Regions from separate parts of the Homo sapiens genome. Here region 2 is linked to region 1. The links are chromatin loops, found by intact Hi-C in ENCODE. Cell type or tissue: breast epithelium. All regions are shown on one strand. Links, peaks and the distances in the headings refer to the core of each region. The heading gives the core; the rest is flanking DNA. Region 1 overlaps PCBP3 (poly(rC) binding protein 3). Region 2 has its middle 29 kb from the start of COL6A1.

Region 1 (5,000 bases), core at 1-5,000:
CGCGGCCGCCTTTCCTACAGAGACAATGGCCCGGGCAGTGCATCTCCGGTTCTATGTGCCATGTCTGCCTTTCCTACAGAGACAATGGCCCGGGCAGTGCATCTCCGGTTCTATGTGCCATGTCTGCCTTTCCTACAGTGCCAATGGCCCGGGCAGTGCATCTCTGGTTCTGTCTGCCGCGGCCGCCTTTCCTACAGAGACAATGGCGGCTCCTCTTACCTTTCCATGCATCAGCAGGCGGATGGTGAGGGTCACATTCAGGCCACCTTCTGAGACCTTGGACTCCATCCTTCTGCCAAATTGTGGCTGAGGGTGGTGGCTTAAGGTGCTGAGGGTGCTGTGAGGAAGGACAGATGGGGCCCAGAAGGCGTCACCTGGAGAGAGAAGGCACAGCTGCTGCTAGAGAAGAGTCTCACGGACCACGCACATCCAGGGGTGTCCTGGGCCGCTCCCACTCCGGCCTCCCGGGTGGCAGGAGAATGGGGTTGCCCACCCACCATGTGCTGACCAGGCCTCGCCTGCTGGGCACAGGGTGCACGGGAGTTCAGGGGAGGGCCTTGGGAGAGGTCTCCAGGGAGGCCCCACGGCTGCCTCCCTCCTGACGCTGGGCAGGCCACCGCAGCCCCTGGCCGAGGTCTGCATCTGCCCAGGGTCACGGAAGCACCTCTCTCAGCAGCCGGAGACTGGCAGGAGCTACCCCTGTGAGGCCCAGGGGACTTGCAGCTCACAGGCCCAGCGCCCTGGGGCTTTGCCCCCTGCTTCTGCTGTGGCCTCAACACACAGTCACGGGGTGCCAGAGTCCCCTGACCAGGGTGTGGGAGCCGGCCCTTCACGTCCCAAGCCTGCCATCCTCATCCCCTCATGCTCTCATATGACTTAGTCTCCATCAACCAAGCTGCCAAACGGCTGGTGTCCTTGGCAGTTCTCGGCAAGTGCCTTCCAAGCACACAGTGCTGTCTGCAGTCATCGTGTCACTACTGTGTGCCATCATTCAGTGAGTTGACGGAGCCCACTGGGCAAAATTAAGGCCTCATTTTATGACTGACCAGCAAAGAATGATGGTAGTGGAAGTGAGGGACTCGTGCAACAGTCAGGGTGACTTTGTGTGGCACGGTGGGGACCCTGCTCCGAGGTACTGGGCTCTGCAGAGTCAGCCTCATCCCGAGTCCTTCCCTGAAGGGCAACACCTCACCGAGGGGGCTGGCTCGTAAAACCCACCAGGAACAGAAACCTGTGAAGCTGCACCCCCCACCATAATCGAGCTGCCTGGACACTGCCCTTTGATTCAACCGGTTCACACAGAAGAGGCGGCTATGGGTTAAAAGTCAGGGCAGAGGGCTTTTTTCTCAATAAAATAGTTCTGTTAAAAGAATATGCTAAAAGAAAAACACAAAGATAACACAGACGTAAAGCCCGTTCCAACTGCCTTTGTGGTGTGTAAGGAGGATCTACAAAGAGCAGCCACAGGTGTCAGGGGGTGGACGGGAGCCACAGCCAGGGATGCACCTCTGCACTGACAAAGTGACACGCTGTCTACACCCGCGCTTACGCTGTCTACACCTGTGCTTAAAAACACATGTATAGGTCACTTCATCAACACACTCAGACTATCACAAAATTATTGTAATTTTATTACAAATTGTTATCTGTAATAGTATTTGTATTAATTTGTAATTTTATTACATTATTATTTGTAATAAAATGACACTTTGAAGGACAAGGATTTTCACGTTGCATTTAAGGAGGACTTCACGTAGCACAAAGGGCTCCGAAGATCACCCTTGCATAAGAATGCTCTCGCTGCACTGTGCAGCAGGACAGCCACATGTGCCTTTTTCAGTTTAAAACTAAACATCCACAAGCACATTTAAAGTGCCAAACAGCCTCGTGTGGGCGGCGGCAGCTACTGGGGGAAAAGCACAGAGAGAGGCCATTTCTGGCAGCGCGGACAGCTCTGCTGGACAGCACAGCTCACACCATTGCTTCAGTGACTCATTCTAAGTAGTGCATTCGTGTAGACAGATCTCAGAAAGGAGAGCAGAGTATCAGTTCAAATGCATGGCGTGGCCCCTGAGAAGCACCTCTGTGTGCACATGGGCACCCTGAGATAAGCCTGGCTGTACCCTTTCACCTGTGGGTGCCGACGGACCCGCACACATGGACTGCATCTCGGTGTGGCTGGTCTGGAGCTCTGTGCCTCCCTTTTAATTAAAAACTCTCCTCCCCATCAGAGGGACAGCAGGGCCCTGCAGCCATCTGTTATGTCAAGGTTTCCAGCCCAGGGAAGGGAAAGTGGGTCAGCTCCTGCCAGGGGTGCTTGGGGCTCCAGGCTGTCAGCCTCTATCAGTCACACAGGCCAGCGAGCTGCAGCCTGTGCCTCTCTTCATTGCAAGGGCAGCATGAGTGAGAGGCCATCCTGTGCCGTGCGGGTCACCTGGGACTCAGTGCCCAGAGCCCCAGAGGACCTACCCTGCTCCAGTCAGCAGCTCCCAGAGCTGCAGACCACTCGGAAGGCCAGGGTGGACGAGGCATCAACCACTCTCTGGCTCTCCCTAGGCACCTACCCGTCCATGCCGTCTGCAAAGTGCCCTGGCCTTGCTGCCACCTCTGCGGCTGCTGCTGTCCTTCCCAGCTAACACTGGCCATCTGCCCAGTGTCCATGGGGCAGCTCAGTGGCTACCAGGAAATGAAGGGCTGAAGTAGAGCCTGCAGCAGCCCATGCTCGGACCACTGGCATCCAAGGCCCCATGGGACTGGCCGTTTCTCAGAATGGAGCCCGTTCTGAGGCTTGCCCGCCCCTCCCCACACTGTGTTCCAGAAACAGGCAGAGCTCTGGTCCATCCAGGTCCCTCCCTCTGTCCCGTCCAGTGCTGGAGATTTAGCACATTTTAGCCCATGCAATGGGACAGGGAGAAGGGACAGGCACAGTCATCCGTGAGGGCCTGGGTCCCCACCCACCTCATCCCCACCCCCCGTCTGCACCCGGGGCCCTCACCTGCCTCCCCACTGTCTGCACTTGCCCAGGGGGTCTGTGGACCACCATCTGCAGATGTGCCTCAGGCCAGAACACACTCTGCACCCCAGCTCCCAGGGGATGCAGCCTACAGCTGTGGCCACGGGGATTTCAGACACCCACATCTGACATATGTGACCAGCACGACTCCTGACCCACCCCATCCCATGCATTAACAAGCCCAGCAGCCCCACCCACCATGTGAGGCACAATCTGAGCTTTTCTGCATCCTCTTCCACCCCCACTGCCCCCAGCTCCTGCCCCACCCTCCAGCCCCTGCTGTGACAGGTGCCAGGGATGCCTCCAACCAGCAACACAGAGCCCCCTCCCTCCTCCCCACTCCCTCCCTGCTCAAGACAACTCTCCACATCCCATTCTCTCAGAGTTTAGTCTAAGGCCTCATCCATCACCCCACAACTGCCATAGGCCCTGAGGGTAAAAGCCCCCGGCACTTCTCCTCCCTAGAGACTCCCCTCTCTGCCCGGGCCTAGAACACCCTCCTTCCTGCACTCAGTCCTCGCTCCATCATGGTCCCTCCTCATGGGGCTTCCCTGTTATTATCGGCTCCCCTCTCCAGGACTCCCTCCCCTCTCCAGCACTCCCTCCCCTCCCCAGGACTCCCTCCCCTCTCCAGAGTTCCCTGCGCTGATTTCCAGCTCACACAGTGGCCCTGACGCACAGCCATGGAAGTAGAGAGGGTCCTGGCACCCACAGTGGAGACGGTCACTAAGATGGGGAGACCCAGGTGGATGGAGTGAAGGTGCCCTGAGGACACACAGGTTGAAGGGAGCTGAGCTTGGGGCCTGGGGGTGGGGACAGTCCATGCATAGACCTGGGGTGCAGATCTCCTCACGGAGGACACAGGGCCAGTGCTGGGAGCCCAATTTAGCCACAGCCTTGGGGTCAGCCCTGGCAGTGCCAGCCTCAGCTGCAGAGACTCATCCAAGGCCCTGTGGGTTGGCTGGACCTGCCGCACAGACCATGCCTGCTTCCCCTCCTCCCAGGTGTGAACATGAACACGGTCTGGTACATGAAGCCCCGCGAGAGACGGGACTGCGCCCTCCACGCCCCGTGAGAGACGGGACCGCCCCCCCCCCCACGCCCCGTCAGAGACGGGACTGCGCCCCTCACGTGCACTTGCAGCTCCCCTTTCTCAGGCCAGGGACTAATGCACTCTGTTTCCTTGTTCTGCACGATGACTGGAGGGAATTAACCAATGCCAGGGGCAGAAACCTCCTGCCTTCTTAGTTCATGACCCTTGTAGAGGAACTTCCCCTTTGTCCTGATAAGCAAGGACCAGAAGACAGGAAACGGTGACTGCCGCACCCTCTGACAGGTTAAATGCACCCTTCCCTGAAGCAGGCACTGCCCGTCGTCCATCAAACGCTGTGACAGCGCCCACCTCGTAGGAAGGACGCCGCGGTCCTGCTAAAAGCCTCCGCCTCTGCCTGCCCGAGGGCACCCTTCCCCTCCCTACTCCCGAGGGTGGACTCCATTTCTCTGGAGCTGGTGTTTCTGGGTGGGCCAGCCTCCAGCTGCCTTTGAATAAACCCCCCTTACATTAGATTCTGACCCTGTGGTGATTTTAGGCCGGTGGTGCTCTGTGGAAGGCAGGCTGTGTGGACGTCCTGACTCAGGGGCTGCTCCCACTGGGTGACAGGCACAGGGCAATTGAGACAGCCCAGGAGGCTGAGGTCAAAGGGGCGCAGAGGCCCCGGGGCTGTGCAGGAGAAGGGGCCGGGCCAGGGGAGGAGGCGCTCAGAGAGAGCTCTGATGGCCCCGTGCAGTGGCACAGACCGACTCACCGTTTAACCTTGCGTGTGTAATGTGGTGTCATGGCCTTTTAAAGGTATCATTGATGGTTAATAGGCTGCACATACTTCAAGTCTACAGTGTGACAATCTTGCCCGTGTATACCCCTGGGGTGTCCCACAGTGGCTCACAGGAACCTGCAGTCCTTGGTCCCCTGTGGTCCGTGCTCCCACTC
Region 2 (16,758 bases), core at 8,063-13,062, 56 kb before region 1:
TGATGGTTTTATAAAGGGCAGTTCCTCTGCACAGGTTCTCTTGCCTGCCACCATGTAAGATGTGCCTTTGCTCCACCTTTGCCTTCTGCCATGATTGTGAGGCCTCACAGCCATGTGGAACTGTGAGTCCATTAAACCTCTTTTCTGTTATAAATTACCCAGTCTCGGGTATGTCTTTATTAGCAGCCTGAGAACAGATGAATACAGTGGGTTATTCACGTTATCTCCTGAAATATTCACTTCCAGGCCCTTGGAAAAGCTGAGCTGCACATCATGTGATGGTTAGAGGTGTCTAATGGTCATTAGAGGACACAGAGCGGTGCCACCCTGTGTCCATTGAATGAACTGCCCACAACAGGCCCTCCCAGTGCCTCCCCTGCCAGGCTCAGACTCATCATCTTGGGAAGGACAATGTGTCCCACACGGCCCTTTCCTTGGGGCCTTCCTCACCGTCTGTCTTGGATGTAGCCTCAGCCATCAGTGCCAGTGTTCCTGGGATGCTTGGCAAGGGCAGGGTCCTGGGTTGCATCCAGAACAGGGATCAGAACTGCAGGTGACGCACCTTGGAGTCTGCAGCACTCCAAGGCCAGCTGGTTCCTGCACATTCCAGGCTCCCAGAGCCAAGGCCGCTGCCTGAGCAGTGGAGAGAGGTGTTGAGACCAGTCACGGAAGCAACGTCCAGAGTGCACCCTGGAAGGGCAGGGGCTGGCAGCAGGGACTTTCTGGGAGAGGATCCCTGACTGCAATGAGGGCCGTGGGGTGGACCAGAAAGGATGCATCTCCGCGTGCTGCTACAGCACAGGTGGCTTCCTGTGTTTCTGAGCTTGGACAGGAACAGACTCTCTCAGGATGGACTCTGTGTCTGGCATCTCCTGCTTGGCGTAAGGTCCCTGAGGCAACCCAAGTTGATGTGTGTCTGAGCAGGCTGTTCATTCCCATTGCTGTGGAGCATCCCAGTGCGCAGACACTCCACATTTTACTCTCTCACTCATTTTGGGTGGCCTGTGGAGTGGAGATGTCATGAGAAGGGTGCTATGAATGTCCCAGTGGATGTTTCTGGTGCACACACATTCACAGTTCTCTTGACCACATCTGGAAGTAGAAACTACAAGGTCACAGACACGCAGATACTCAGCTTCAGGAGACACCACTCATCTTCCAGAGGAGCTATTCACTTCCAGCAGCCATCATTGGAAGTTCTATTTGCTCCACATCCTCTGTCCACAGGCCATCTCTGCCTGTTTCATTTCAGCTGTCTGTCGGCCAGGCAGCAGTTCCACGCTGTGGTTTAAATTTGCATGTTTGTTGGTAATGAGGTCGAACACCTTTGTGTATGCTTGTTGCCCACTGATTTCTCATGTCTTCTGAAGAGTCTGAGCAAGTCTTTTTCTCATTGGTCTCTTGGGCTGTCTTCTTATTTGCACGTTCTAGAATGAGGCTCTGTGTCAGACAAGTGTACTGTGAATATTTTGTCTTTCTAGTTCTTTATTTTATAGTTGTTTATCAACTTCGTTTATGGTTAGTGGTTTTGTGACCTCGGTATCACTCTTTGCCCACTGCAAGCTCTGGAAGCTCTTCTCCAATGTTTACTTCTAGAAGATCATTGTCTTACTTTTGACATGCAGATCTAAAATCCATCTGGAATTGACTTTTTTTTGGTATAGGGTGTGAGGTAGTGTTTTGTTTTGTTTTGTCAGAATGAAACAGAACAAAAAAACAGAAAAGGACCCCCAGAAAGGAAATTTAACAAAGTATCAGCACTGGTTATCTTTGGATGGTAGAAAAATGAGTGATTCTCATTTTTCTTCCCTGGAGTTATGAATTTTTACTTTTTGGGAAAGTGTTATGATGCTCTCCTAGGGTGATGGTTTTGACAGACTTCACTCTAACATCACTTTTCTCGGCATTGTAACAAATCCATTCTGACCATTGGAAAAGAAATTGTCCACTTTTGTACGAGCCATCTGATGGGCCCACTCCCTCTGGCTGAGTCTGTTTTCCCAGTAGAGGAAGCTCTCATGGGCTTGAGTTCCAGACAGTCATTCACTAATTCTTAAGAGGAAAAAGAATACTTCTGTGGTGGACACAGAAGTAGTCCAATTTCAAATACTGGACTTTCAAATGAAGTTCAAAAGTTTCCTGTATCTGAATCTGTCCAAACGACACTTGGAAATTTTCAAAAACACATTTTTTAAGAATTAGTCCTTTCTGTTTTCTCTATTTGGTCCTGCTTCTCCCATGGGAATCTCTTGGTCAACGAAATTCTTCTCCAGCTCCTGCTGACTCTGTGCTCTCCCACTCTGTCCAGCTCTGTCTCGTTGTGATCTGTACTATGCCCCCAAACTCCCTTTTTTTTTTGCTTGTGAAAAAAGCCCTGGCTGATCTGTTATTCAATCTTGAAAACAAACAAAAATAAAAAATGAACCAGTCTCTGACTATAAGGCAAGATTGGAAGCGAGCGTGCTGAGTCCAGGAAATGCTTGCCCCATTCTGCAGTGGGCTCCGCCCTAACTCAGTGATCAAGCCAAAACCTCGAGCTGGGTTGGAAAAGTGGTGATGCAGCCAACTTAGCTTCTCAAAGATGCCTTCTGGCATAGGACTGTTTTCAGCTGGTTATTTTGAAATGCTTTGTAAGAACAATTTACATCAATAAATGAAACTTCATTTCTTTTCTTTTGTTTTTGTTTTTGGAGACAGGGTCTCACTCTGTCACCCAGGCTGGAGTGCAGTGGTGTGATTGCAGATGACTGCAGCTTGAATTCTTGGAGTCAATCAATACTCCCACCTCAGCCTCCCAAGTAGCTCGGGCTACAGGTATGCAACACCACGCCTGGCTAATGTTTGTATTTTTTGTAGAGATGGGCTCTCACTATGTTGCCCAGGCTGGTCTCCAACTCCTGAACTCAAGTGATCTGCCTGCCTCAGCCTCTCAAAGTGCTGGGATTACAGGAGTGAGCCACCGCCCAGCTGAAACCTCCATTTAAAGGGCATCTCTGTCTTTGCATTGGGAAAAGAAGGGGAACGAAGTCACTAGAAACTCTTACACTGGAGGCAGTGTTGGCTTGACTCTCCATAGCAAGCCTTACCTTTGTTTAGGTGTTTTTCTGTCCACCTTATCTTAACTGGGCCTTTTGGTTTTTCAAGGATGAAGTACTTTATTACTCACAGCAATATCAGTAGCCAGAATGTTGGCATTTTTTTCTAACAGAGTATCAGCATACTTTTCACACCAGTTTCCGAGCCCCGTTTCCCAAACAGTGACACAGAGTGGGCCCAGTGGCATCTGCACACACCGTGGACTGCACTGCAGGAGAGGAACCCTGAGCTCAGGGAACGTGAATCTTTTATAATGGACAGTAAGCATGCCTGCTCTTTGCTTTGGAGGGAGAAAACGTCTTTACCTTCAGGATTAGGGTGTAAGCAACCTGCCCTTTGATCTGGAAGGACATATTATCAAGGCTGTCACAAAACAACACCCTTGGAAAGATGGTCTAGAACAATCAGTGCCTCTGTCCATGAGATGAGCAGGAATGTCAGAGACAGAGAGTTGGGTCCCAGCCTCATCCAGTCCTCATTGCAAATCGTCTTGGCCACTGACACGTTTTCTTGTGAGTGTGCCACTTGATATGGTTTGGAGGTTTTGTCTCCTCCAAATCTCATGTGAAAATGTGTTTCACAGTGTTGCAGGTGGGCCCCGGGGGGAGGTATTGGATCACGGGGTGGATGTCTCATGAATAGCCTAGAGCCATCTTCTTGGCAATGAGCACGTTCTCACTCAGTTCCCATGAGAGCTGGTTGTTTAAAGGAGCCTGGCTCCTCTGCCCACTCTGTCCCTTGCTCCTGTTCTTGCCATGGGATGTGCCTGCTTCCATGGCCACTTTCTGCAATGACTATCACTTCCCAAGGCTTCCCCAGAAGCAGACACTGGGGCCATGCTTGTGTAGCCTACAAAACCGTGAGCCAAATAAACCTCTTTTCTTTATAAATTACCCAACCCCAGGTATTTCTTTATAGCAGTGCAAACAGCCTAACACACCTGTCCATCAGCCACTCTCATTACTCCCACTGACAGAGGCGATCTTTCCTTCATGGACCTTCTTGCTGTTTGTTTTACTGTTTTGCACCAAGCACACATGGGTGTGTTTGTGACATCATCCCTCTGCCCCTGACCTCCCCATTTAAGCGTTTGTAATTAAATTGCACCCACCTGGATAAGCCAGAGTTACCTCTTTATTTTCATGTCAACTGAGTAGAAACCTTAATTAATTGGCAACATTAATACCCCCTTGCTATGGAATATGATGTATTCATGGGTTCTGGGGTTTAGGATTTGCACATCTTTTGGGGGCCATGATTCTGCCTTCTACATAGATCACATCAGACAAAAAGCATCAAAGCTGTTCAAGACTTGACAACGCAGTCACCAGCTATTAGATCCACATAGAGCGGGTGGCAGGCAGAGAATACACTTCTACTCAAGCAGACGTGGAAGACTTACAAAAAGAGACCATTGGATTAGGTCATAAAAGATGCCTCAGTAAACCCCAAAGGATCCGTGTCATGGAGATTATGAATTCGTACCATGATGCAAAACATTTGGAAATGAATATTCAAAGGATACCTGAGAGAATCTCATGTGTTTGGATATTTAATAACATTTTACTAGTAACCTTTGGGTAAGTAGAACTCTTGAGGGAATGAAAAACCTCTTTAGAATTGAATAATAATGATAATACCGTATGTCAAAAGTCACAGGACACAGTTAAGAGTACCTAGAAATATACAGTCATAAATACATTTTCAATAGGACGGGCGTGGGGGCTCACACTTGTAATCCCAGGTGACTACAGGAGGCCGAGGTGGAGGATCGCTTGAGCCTAGGAATTGCAGACCAACCCGGGCAACAAAGCAAGACCCTGCTTCTACAATAAATGAAAAAATAAATTAGCTGGGTGTGGTGGTGCACGCTTGTAGAGAGTAAAAGTTTTCCTCTTCAAATTTCCCCTTCTTGTTAAAGAATACATCATAAGTGTTAGAAATAATAGTTTCTTTTAAAGACTTTCTTCAATTCTCCTTGCTTTGTGCTAATAACTCTTTGTTAAGCCCTATCCCATGTAATTGTTGGACATGCTCACAGACACGTTCCAGCTCACAGCCTATGCCCCTTCCTTATTTGGAAATGTTATTGCTTCCTTAGACCTTTCCTAATTACCTATTTAGGAAAGTTTCAGGTTATTAGCAAATCAGGTATCAGTTTAAGACTGTGAGGCCCAGCTCCAGCCAATGGATGCAGGACACAACAGTAAGGACGACCCAAATGCTTAAGGGTTAATTATGTCTGCCTTTCCTTTGCTTAGGTGACCTCTCGCGATCATTCCATCTGTGACTGAGCACCCTTTCTGCAGAAAGTAAAGATGGCCTTGCTGAGAGATCTTTTGTGTCTGTGCTGACTTTTCTTCGCGGCACCGATTATCTATTTCGAACAATTTTGGTATTTCTAACAGCACTTGTAGTCCCAGCTACTTAAGAGGCTGAGGTGGGAGGGTTGCTTGAGTCTAGGAGTTTGAGGCTTCAGTGAGCTATGACAGCACCACTGCACTCCAGCCTGGGGAACAGAGCAAGACCTTCTTTCAAAAAAAAAAAAAAAAGAAAAAAGAAAAGAAATAGAACTAATCATACAAATGAAATAATTGGAAAAAACAGCAATGTAACAAAATGATCCCAAAGTAATAAGAAAAAGGGAAATGACAAAGATACTGGCAGAAATCAATGAAATAGAGAAAAATAAAATAATATGAGTAGCAAAAACCAAGGATCATACTTTGAAAAGATATATTGATTTTGACAATATTGAGCAAAAAAAGAGGAAAATATAAATAAAAATAGAGACTGAAAATACAGAAATAACTGCAGACAGAGGGATCAAAGAAATCACAAGAACGTTATGAGCAGCTGCATTCAGAAAGTTTGAATTCCCAGATCGTTTCAAGAAAAAACAAAATGCCAGAGCTGACCCCGGAAGAGGCCAGCGCGCGCCTGCCCCAGGCTTCCCAGGTAGACTCTGCCAAACTCAAGGAACTGCTCAAGCTTAACTTAGACAAACTGGCTCAAGCCAGAACTTAGAGAAGGGGCAAAAGGCTGGTATAAGCCAATTCCAAAACCAGCTAAAGATAATCCGAGCTTTTGCCTGCTCAGCTGCTGGGTGCTGTTCCCAGACCAAACCGAGGGTGGGGCTGCTTGTTCTCTCGGCCCAGTAACGAGACGCAGATGAACTGGGAGAGGAGTGAGTTAACCGGTTACAGGGAGAAGGCCTGGAAATTATCGCCAGACCAACGTTTTCCAGAGCTTGTGTGCCTTCTAAGCTCTGTGTCTGCGTGTAAGTGTGCACTCATCCAAAGACATAAGTGATGAACTTCTCATCTATCACTAAGGCCTGAGTCCTGAAGACCTTCCTCTGGAGCCTCAGTGGATTTACTGAATCTAACTGGGTCCAGGTGCTGGGGTGATCACCCTTATCTTGCCCTCTGCTAAATCACGGAGGTTGAGGGAGCTCCTTTAGTTTCCAAGGAAGCTTGTTTGTGGAGGTCTGGGGAGTTTCTTCAGACCCCAGTAAAACTTGTTTAATCCTAAACAGGTCCTGTTAAGAATTCCTTCATTATCTTGTCATGCTTCAAGGCCCTGGAGAGGCCTGGGCAAAACTCTCAGGGGACGTCTTTTACAGTCCAGCCTTTGCATAAGGGCGCTGGCTCTATCAGCTTTTAATATTTATCCTCATCCCTCAGTCGGTGTGGAAACAGTTGTTCCCGGGGGCCTGCGTGAGTGAGACCTGGCCTGCCTCGGTACCATTCCCGGTGCGCTTGGCACAAAACAATGAAACAAATAGCAGGCCCGTGAAGGGAAATATCCTAAATAAAATATTAGCTTGCCAAACCCAACAGCGTATGCTTTTAAAACCACACGTGATCAAGCAACGCTTGTCTGTGAATGTGACGCACATGCATTGGGAGGTCTGTCGTGTAGCCCACCATAGTCACAGGCTAAACGGAGAAAAACATCTCGGCCAATGCAGAAAGCACATCCCACAAGGTTCAATACCCATTAGTGATACAAACTCTTAGCAAAGTAAGGACAGAGGGAAAGTTGCCTAATTTCAAGTTTTATTACTGGATGTCCTGGCTGTGGGATATGGCGAGGTTTCTCTTCAAATAGCCTGATCAATCTTTTAATTCAGAGTACCCCTCACACGGTTTTTTCCTTTTTCCTTTCTGCCTTTGTTAGATGCCCAGGCATGCCACAGTACCAGGCATTATCAGTACCAGCTCACATTCCTGTCCTTATTTGGAAAGAGGACTAACTTTCTAGCTCACTACAGACACCCCTTCCCCTTTCCTCTCTTTTACGTGCTCACCTTATCTAAAAAAATTCAAATGTTCAGCCAACCGGGATTAGATTGTACAACCCGACCCCGGCCGATGGGGAAAGGGCACGGGGGCAGGGGCAGGACTTGTGGCAGGAAGAAAGGCTCTCGTGCCCCTTTGTTCAGATGTACTCTCATGGCGACTGGCCAAGGAGGCACCCCTCTGCGCAGAAGTAAAACTGCTTTGCTAAGAATCCTTTGAGTGTTCAATTTCCTTAGGATTTTGAGCGTTATTCCTACCACGGCTAAGTGTAGAAAGAGAAAGAAAGAAATGCAAAGATTGGAAGGGAAGAGAGACGGCTGTCATCTGCAGGTGACATAATCCAGCCACAGAAACCATCAGAATCACCAGCCAAAGACAATTTAGCAAACTTGCCAGATACAAGATGAAATTAAAAATCAATAGCTTGGGATTCAGCCCGGAGATGTGTCGAGCTGGAAGGAACAGTACAGTAACAAGAGAAAACTCGAGATGGAGCAGGGCCCCAAACACAGAAGTCGAGGGAAATCTTGAGTCCCTTCGGGGGAAATTCCAGGCACGTCGCTGGCTTTAAAAAACACCATGGAATACTACGCAGCCATAAAAAATGATGAGTTCATGTCCTTTGTAGGGACATGGATGAAGCTGGAAACCATCATTCTCAGCAAACTATCGCAAGGACAAAAAACCAAACACAGCATGTTCTCACTCATAGGTGGGAATTGAACAGTGATGGACACAGGAAGGGGAACATCACACACCGGGGCCTGTTGTGGGGTGGGGGGAGGGGGGAGGGATAGCATTAGGAGATATACCTAGTGCTAAATGACGAGTTAATGGGTGCAGCGCACCAACACGGCACATGTATACATAGGTAACAAAACTGCACGTTGTGCACATGTGCCCTAGAACTTAAAGTATAATGATAATAAAATTAAAAAAAAAGTCAGTGAGCAACGTGACAAGCAAGAAGGTCAGAACAGCTTAAAGCAACAGCCAAGGAGGTGAGAGACCGAATGCTCGGCTCCCCAGAGAAACAAAAGATCCCGTCACTCACAGACATCGGGTGGGGTGGGGGTGCTGAGGACTGAACTGGGACCACCATTCTCTGTCCTCAGTTTCCTCCGGAGGGGCCTGGAGGAAGTCACGCCCATGGGCCAGAGCTAACATTCCTTTCTGATGGCCCCGGGTTTTCAGGTAAAGTTTCCTTCCCTTCCTTAACCAATGACGAATCAGAGAATATGACCTGTAGCCCCCGGCTTCGAGACGTCCCACCCTTTAGGGGAAGCCAATGGGCAGCCCCAGGTATTGATCTCTGGCTTTGCCCGTGACCTCTGCCTCCTGCTTTTAGTAACCCTGAGCCGGAAGCCGTCAGAGAGTGCCAGTCTTAAGCACGGGTTGCCCGGTTCTCCTTGCCTGGTGCCCTGCACTGAACGCCTCGCTTTCTCTCGCTGCAAATCCCCATGTCGGGGCTGGGTTTTCTGTGCTGGGCAGGCTGACCCCAGTTCCATTCAGTAACAAGCTGTGCAAACTGCAGATTAACAACTTTTCTTGAGCCCATCAGAGAACCGAGGTCACAGGACAAATCTCTAGCCCGAAATCCAGAGACAGACAGCTGCAGGGTCCTGGCATTTTCTTACCTGAAACCCAGAGACAGGCACCTGCAGGGTCCTGGCATTTTCTTACCTGAAGGCCACAACGGAGGGCAAGATGGTTGAATTGGAAATTTTATAACAAACTGCTGAAGGCTGTGAGCTTCAGGGAAGTGTGGAGTCCCTGGGAGCCGCAGACAGAGGGAAGTTCCATCTTTTTGCAGACTCCGCCTCCAGGAACCCCGCTAGGTGCCCATGGGGAAGACAGGGTGAACTCCAAGAGAGGTTTAGCCCCTGGTGCTGCCTGGGGAGGGACGCCCAGACCACCTCCCACCTCTGGAGGGAGCCTTAATCTTCAGGATGCTGTGAAGGGCGGTTAGAGGGGATGGAGAGAAAGCAGCTCTGCCCCCGGGGCAGGTGTGTTCAGGCCCAGGCTACACCTCGGGGAGGGCCCGGTTACTTCTAGAAGCTGAGTCAGGGGCTGGGTATTTTCTGTTTCTTGACGAAGAAACATAATTGTGTGTCTTACAATTATGCATTATATCAGGTATTTAGGTTCTCTGTACTTTTGTGTATCTTTGTCATCTTTTATGGTAAGAATTTAAGTGAGTTATTCAATATGGAAACAGAGTAAGAATATAATTAACAAAGATTGTGAAGGAGGGGCAGGCATGGTGGGAAGTGGAGAGCTAACTCCTCATCTGTCCTGGCAGGAAACAGCAGGAGAGGTGGGATCAGACCCAACAACAGCTGCGAGCTTTTCTGTACTGAGGCGTCTCCTCCCCCAGCCGCCCTCCCTTGAGGAGGAGCCACAGCACCCTGGAGGAGGCAGAGCCGGAGGCGGCCGCTGCGGGAGGCTGCCACGGGGCAGTGCCAACAGGGCTGGAGGGAGGGAGGCGGGCAGGAGGGGTGTGTGTACGAGGCCAGGCCTGGGGCAGTCTCCGCCCCGAGGACAGGTTTCACTCAGGAGGTAATGGTAATTGTGCTTTGTAAAAGGCCACTCTGGAGAAGGAGGGTGGCTGTGTTGTGGTGGAGAAGGTGGGTGCATGGCTGCTCTGGACACAGCATGGGACCCTCGAAAGGGCTCGAACCCTCCTGGGGGTTGGAACAGGGCCAGGGGCTTTTGGACAAGCCCTGCCTGTTGTCCTGGGCAAGGTCCCCAACCCAGTGCCCTGGTGCACCCTTCACTTGCTGGTGCCCCCAAGGCCACCCCGCCCCGGAGTCACAGGTCACAGTTTCCGCAGGACACGCAGGGGTGAGGTGGCACCTGACGGCCTCAGGGACCCACAGGAGGCATCTCATAAAGGCACGTAGTCCAGGTCTTCCTCGTAATCCTTAGACGTGAAAGCTCGGGGGGAATCCGGCACTCCGGGCACTCGCTGCCATTCCCAGGTGGGTGCGTCACCGCCGCCCACTCACAGCATGGTAGATGCTGGCGGTGGTTGCACCCCGGCCCGTCAGGCCCAGGCTGGGAGCATGGCCCTGTGCCCACCTGTGGGTCAGTGCCCGTGCAGAGGCACCTGGAAGTGTCCTTGCCAAAAAGAGAACGGAATCGACAAAGCTTCTGTGACCACCTCCCACCTGTGGGAATTCCGGGGGCCAAGGAGTGAGGTCGGCGTCATGCCAGGAGGCGCGGGGGTGGACGCCTGGGCTCCTCAACAAGCATCATGTGACGACACAGGGCACCGGGAGGGGCTGGTGCATGACGGTCGGAGGGGCAGACGGGTCTGCTCAGGGGTGGTGCTGCCTTCGGGAATCCTCACAGCCAGGCGCTGCTTTTTCTTTTTTTTTGAGACAGGGTCTCTGTCGCCCGGGCTGGAGTGCAGTGGCGCGATCTTGGCTCACTGCAGCCTCAACCTCCTGGGCTCAAGCGATCCTCCCACCTCCTCAGCCTCGAGAGCAGCTGGGACTACTGGCATGCGCCACCACGCCCAGCTAATTTTTGTATTTTTAGTAGAGACGGGGTTTTGCCACGTCGGCCAGGCTGGTCTCCAATTCCTGGGCTCAAGGGATCCGCCCACCTTGGCCTCCCAAAGTGCTGGGATGACAGGCATGAGCCACCGCGCCCGGCCCAGATGCTTCTGCTGGAACATTTGCTTTTCTCAAAATGTCCTAGAGTGTGTTTTTTATTACTGTGTAGCTCTGCACTTAATAGAGGTATATCCAACTTCTCCAAATTAGAAGACAATCCCCATGGGAGGTAAAGAGAAGTTATTCTCTGGGTGACGCTGAACGAAGCCGACAAAGCAGCCGGCACTTGGCATGAAGTGGGCGAAGTGCACACGCCCACGTGGGGTGTGTTTCAGGTCTCGCCACAGCCACACGTCCTTTCATCAACCAACAAACCTCTTCTTAATCCTTTTAGCATGACGTTTTTTACTCCTGTCAAAGTAGTTTTTATATATTTTTATAGCGTTGTGCGTTCGAGGATTGAAAGTGGAAATTGTTATTTGACGTATTTCATGGTGCAGGAAAACTCATCATGAACCTTTACCTCAGAGAAACATGAGATCATCCCAGGTAAGCCACGGAGCTTGTCCTGGGCTCCTGACAAGCATCAGCCCAACGGCCAACACCAAGTGCGGCTCCCAGCACGTCCAGGCCGTGCCTGCGGCGACCGGCTCCTCCCTCCCTGTCCTCCGGAGGCGGTGAGTCTCCACGCTGCCTCGTCTCCTCATCCTAGAGTCCAGGTGCTCTTCCAAAGCAGGATGGACGGGGGCCCGGGCAGGGCTGAGAACTGTGCTTCCCGACCTCCCGGTGGAGTCTGCCTTTCCCCAGGTCTCCCGCTGTGCTCTTCTGTGGTTCCGGGGTTGACTGAGGACATGAGATCATCAACATCCACGGGAAGCTGGTGGCGACCTCAGGGAGCTGCTCTCTGTCGAGCTGTTGACGTGCTGGGCTTTTTCCCAACTACCCTTGGTCTTATCAGTAGAAACACCTAAAAATGCAGCCCCGCCCCCGTCAACCTGAAATCCACCCATGCAACTCCGGGTAAGAGGAGCCCCTCCCCCAGGCCTCCTTCCTCCACCTTCCCCGAGTCCGTCAACACACCGCACAGCCTGCATCACTGGCCTTAGCCACGTGGAGGCAAATATTGGTCCCCGGAGAGGGCCTCCCTCCCTCCCTCAGATCCTCAGAGTTGGAGGTGAACTCCCATGGCTGAGCTGCAGGGTGCCTTGGATTTCCATGAGTCCAAACCCTGAGCAATTCTGAGGCCGGCCAGTCCCGCGACGTTATCCTCTGTTTTATAAAACTGCCGGCACTGGTGCTAAGTGATGTCCACCAGGAACAAGAGGTGACCACTGACTGGATGTCGCCACAGTTCCTGAGAACAGTTTATTCGTCTACTAAGTATTAGAATATCTATTACATTAATTTTAAAAAATGAAAGCTCCTGCCTCGTGAGATTTTTACATCAACCATGAGATTCTTTGAAAGCCTTCGAGTTCATGGGCCAGCACTTCTGTGACGGCGTTTACTTAGACAAACATTCCCACCAAGTACAATTTCAAAAGCTGAATTTTAAAAAATCTGTTGTGGTGCTTGAGGGCTTCTGCAGCAGCCTCAGGAGAGGGGCTAGGGTCCTGGAGAGAGGAGAGGCCCGTGAGGTGCGGCGGCGGACCCGGAGTACCATGTACCACTGGCTCGCTCAGCCAGGCATCTGCAGCTCGTGAACCTCATGCAACAGAAGGCTACGAAGACCAGCAGAAAACTGCTCAAAGCTGGACAGAGCTCTGGTCTAATGGTGCTGGGCAGACGACAAGTCAAGTTCAAAACCCACCCAGGAGGAAGGACCAGTGGACACCCAGAGGCAGCCCTGGGCACTGTGCCCTAAGCGGGGGTGACTTGGGAGCAGAGTAAGCCTCATGGAGTCCTACCCAACTTCAGTGAGATGAAGTTGATCCATCCCAATGCGAGCCAGCGGGTTGGACAAAGAGTCTCCGGAGGAAGATGGATCATCCAGAGCCCAACCTCTGTTCAGGAGATAGGCAAAGAGCGGCCTTGCCGGCTTTAGGATATGCGGGTCGTGGAGGAGAATGAAGTTCAAACGGTTCAGCACGAAAGCCGGTTGGTGGGAAGTTCCCTCAGTCCTCAGCCATGTGCCTCTGTCAGCAAGCAATGGAATTCCCACTGTGGCCACAGGAGAACCCTCTCCCCGGGGAATGGGCCGGTAGTGCTGAGCACACCATCACACAGGCAGTGGGTGGGGAGGGCCACACCTGCAGCTCCACGGAGCAGACACACCCTGCTGGGACCACGGGCTCAGTACAGCTCGGTACACCTGCTGCGTCTGCTGTGTCTTGTCCTCATACACAGTGGCAGTTCCGGATGAAATGGCGGCAAATCTGCACTCATGCACGGCACGCCAAATGGCATGAAGAGACAAATATCAATACTCCAGTGACAAAGCTCCCTCCCCACATCCCTACATATGTGAATACAGTGGTATGTAACTGGAGTACTATTAGGCAGTTGGAGTTTAAAACCCCATCTGAGCACAGGCATGGTGGCTCACGCCTGTAATCCCAGCACTTTGGGAAGCCGAGGCAGGTGGATCACGAGGTCAGGAGTTCAAGACCAGCCTTGCCAACGTGGTAAAACCCCGTCTCTACTAAAAATACAAAAATTAGACAGCCGTGGTGGCGGGCACCTGTAATCCCAGCTACTCAGGAGGCTGAGGCAGGAGAATTGCTTGAACCCGGGAGGCGGAGGTTGCAGCAAACTGAGGTCATGCCACTGCACTCCAGCCTGGGCAACAGGAGCAAAACTCCATCTCAAACAAACAAACAAACAAACAACAACAAAAAACCCATCTGAATTGCTCTTACATATGGATTTACACACACACACACATAATATATAGTAGCATCTATGTTTCAGAATTATTCCTCATGCCATGATTCAGACTCGATGAGCAGGAAGGAATTGACTGGAGGCTAAATGTACGAAGCAAAATCAGGGGGCGTTAAAAACGTTAAAAACAGAGCAAAACACAGCAAAACTCTGCTGCCGACACTGGACGCCGGAAGCTCCAGGGTCACGACCACAACAATACAGAGAAGAATCATTTGTGATTGGCAGTTGTTACCAAGAAAATACGGATAATTATAATGACAGCAAAGAAGGAAAAGAAAATGATGAGACGAAAGAAGACTTGGATTCTGGAAACCAAAGGACGGAAAGAAGATACAGTTAAAACAGCAAGAGAAGCTCCGCTGTGCCATCCAAGGGCCGCCTGGATGAATTCGACTTTGTAAGGACAGCGTCTTTTCCTGTGGCCCGTGACAGGGAGCTGTTGGCGAGGCAGCTTGATTTTACAAAATCATGGTCCCAGTAAGATTTTCAGAGATGTCAACAATGGACAGTGCAATGCTTCTCAAACAGAACGTTCGGAAAAACTTGCAAATGGTCAAATTTTCACAAGACCCAAACTGCCTATTCTAGGACGAATGCCGGCTCATTGTTCACTGTGAAAATGGCGTTCAACACCAGAGACTTTCTCGTGCCAAGCAGGCTCTCAGATGGACAGCCCCATGCCAGGGGGATGTGTTGATCCGAGGTCACACGGGCCAAGGAGCCTCTGGGGACAGGCCCAGCCTGCTGGGGATGCCTGCCACCCCAGGAGCACCCATTGACCTCAACCCGCCCACGAGCTTACAGAAGGCAGAAGCAGGAGGGAGTGCCAGTGACGTGTCTGGCCACTGCCTTACTTTTGCAGCCGTGTATCAAATGACCGAAGGCATAGAAGCCGAAGCGGCACCCAGGTATTAACTCACGGTTCCTGGGTCAGGAGTCGGCTCAGCTCAGCTGGCTTCTGTTCTTCAGGGTCTCCCAGGCTGCCATCGGGGAGCCGGTGGTCACATTCCCGTGCAGAGGCTGGACTGGGGCAGAACCCACTTCTGGGCCCACCCAGGTTGTTGGCAGAATTCATTTCCTTGCAGCTGCAGGAGTGAGCGCTTCAGGTGTTGGCTGGTTGTCAGCTGGGGCTCCCAAGCTCGCTCGGAGAGGTGCCTGCAGTCCACCTCCAGAGGCAGAGAGTCGCCGCGGCCATTCTAGGGCAGCCCCAAAATGGCTGCTTGCTTCACCAGTGCCAGCAGGGGAGCTGGAGCCTTACGCAGTGCCAGGGAGTGACATCCTGGCCCCTTGCCACATCCTACAGGTCAGAAGCAACTCATAGACCCCTCCCACAGCCCCAGGGAGGGGGTCTTCCAACGCTGAGGTGGGGGTCCCTGGGCCTCTGTGGGGTCTGTCCACCATGGTCACAAGCTATTGCCTGTGTAGCCTTGCATGCAGGCCACTGAAAATTCATGTTGAAACGTAATCCCCAACGCAGCAGTAGTAAGAGGTGGGCCTTCTGTGAGGTGATGAGGTGGCCAATGCTCTTCCACAGGAGGCTGAAGGGAGCCCTCCGGCCTGCTCCGCGAGGATGCAGAGGACGCAGTATTCCTCCGCTCGAGGTCACGGTAACAAGGCACCCTTGGAAGCAGAGAGCAGCCCTCACCAGACACAGAACCCAGCGCCTCCATCTCGGACATCCTTGCCTCCGGAATTGTGAGCAACCCATTTCTGTTGTCTGTTCATTTCCCAGTCTCAGCAACTGAGGGACTCAGATGTCGCCCTTCTGACAAAGCCCTGGGTACATGTGCTGCTTAATGAGAATGTCCAATTATTTTCCAATTACTGTGAGCATCTACCTTACGCCACTGGAGTCAGCCAATTCCTGCCCCTTTCCTGACAGTCACAGACACCCCACTGTCCTTGAGGAAGCAAGGGGCATAGATCCTGCTGTGTCCACGGGACACCGAGGTGCGGGGATGTCTGGCGACCTGGGGACACTCGCTGTAAGTGACAGGGTGTGACCCTGTGGCCCTGGGCCAGGTGCCAGTGCCCAGGCTAGATGGAGACTCGGCCATAGGCTTCCAGAAGCTAACAGCCACATTTCCCACGCCCATGATGCGCGCCCACCGGGGCTGGGGTGCCCCAGTGTCCCTTGTTCTAAGCTTGCACGTTTCCTCAGCCCGAGGCCTTGACCATGTGGTTGTGGGTGGAACTGGGACTCACACTGTGGGGAAGGGGCACTGGGAGCTGGGTCGCTGCAGGTGTAAGAAGGCGCAGGATGGGAACCGCTGATCTGCAGGGCTGTGAGGCTCATGCTCACTTGATTCCTTAGAACTGAGAATTGCCACTTTGCGCGCCTCCCATCACAGGAGAGTCCAGGGCCTCCTGTGAGGCCCACACAGGTGCTCAATCAATGCTCATGGCACTGCCCTGTGAGCTGCCCTGAGTCACAGGATGCCTCCAGCTCTGGTTTGGAGCCTGGTCCCTGGCTCTGAGTCCCCACTCAGGCCCCCTCACGCCCAGCTGGGGCTCTGGATTCTGCTGTGCCTCTGTCCTCCCGAGTCCTGAGGGGCTGAGAGTTCTGCACAACCCCCACCCTGCTACTCCAGCTCCCCCGTCTCCCCTCCTCACCTGCTCTGGGCTCCCTTCCACCCCAGCTCTGGCTGCCCCTGCACCTGATGTGCTCCCCACATCTAGTATGCTCCCCCCACCTGAAGTGTTCCTCACCTGGAGTGCTCCCCCCACCTGAAGTGTTCCTCACCTGGGGTGCTCCCCCCACCTGAAGTGTTCCTCATCTGGAGTGCTCCCCGCACCTGAGGTGTTCCTCACCTGGAGTGCTCCCCCCACCTGAAGTGTTCCTCACCTGGAGTGCTCCCCCCACCTGAAGTGTTCCTCACCTGGAGTGCTCCCCCCACCTGAAGTGTTCATCT

The links. A loop is a pair of places that touch in the nucleus more often than their neighbours do. Peaks named below come from ENCODE experiments on the same cell type or tissue, not always from the same donor. Only the 100,000 strongest peaks of a DNase experiment are listed, where the experiment ranks them.
Region 2: it touches region 1 in a loop (7-fold over the local background); 2 of 110 quality-filtered maps call a loop at or near these places.

What each region holds. Positions count from the first base shown.
Region 1 is chr21:45,891,582-45,896,581 of GRCh38, reverse strand. PCBP3 (poly(rC) binding protein 3) reads right to left here. Exons shown (of 18, transcript NM_001384156.1): 6 at 220-374. Among named protein-coding and RNA genes, the nearest start is that of PCBP3-AS1, 58 kb to the right of the region's middle. RefSeq lists an enhancer at 3,714-4,435. In breast epithelium, for the core only: no CTCF peak of the experiment used is centred there; a DNase peak (open chromatin) is centred at 1,896; H3K27me3 peaks cover 751 bases.
Region 2 is chr21:45,943,929-45,960,686 of GRCh38, reverse strand. No RefSeq gene overlaps it. Among named protein-coding and RNA genes, the nearest start is that of COL6A1, 29 kb to the left of the region's middle. RefSeq lists an enhancer at 8,274-8,959. In breast epithelium, for the core only: no CTCF peak of the experiment used is centred there; DNase peaks (open chromatin) are centred at 9,796, 10,496, 10,626 and 11,006; H3K4me3 peaks cover 1,623 bases; H3K27ac peaks cover 3,312 bases; H3K27me3 peaks cover 549 bases.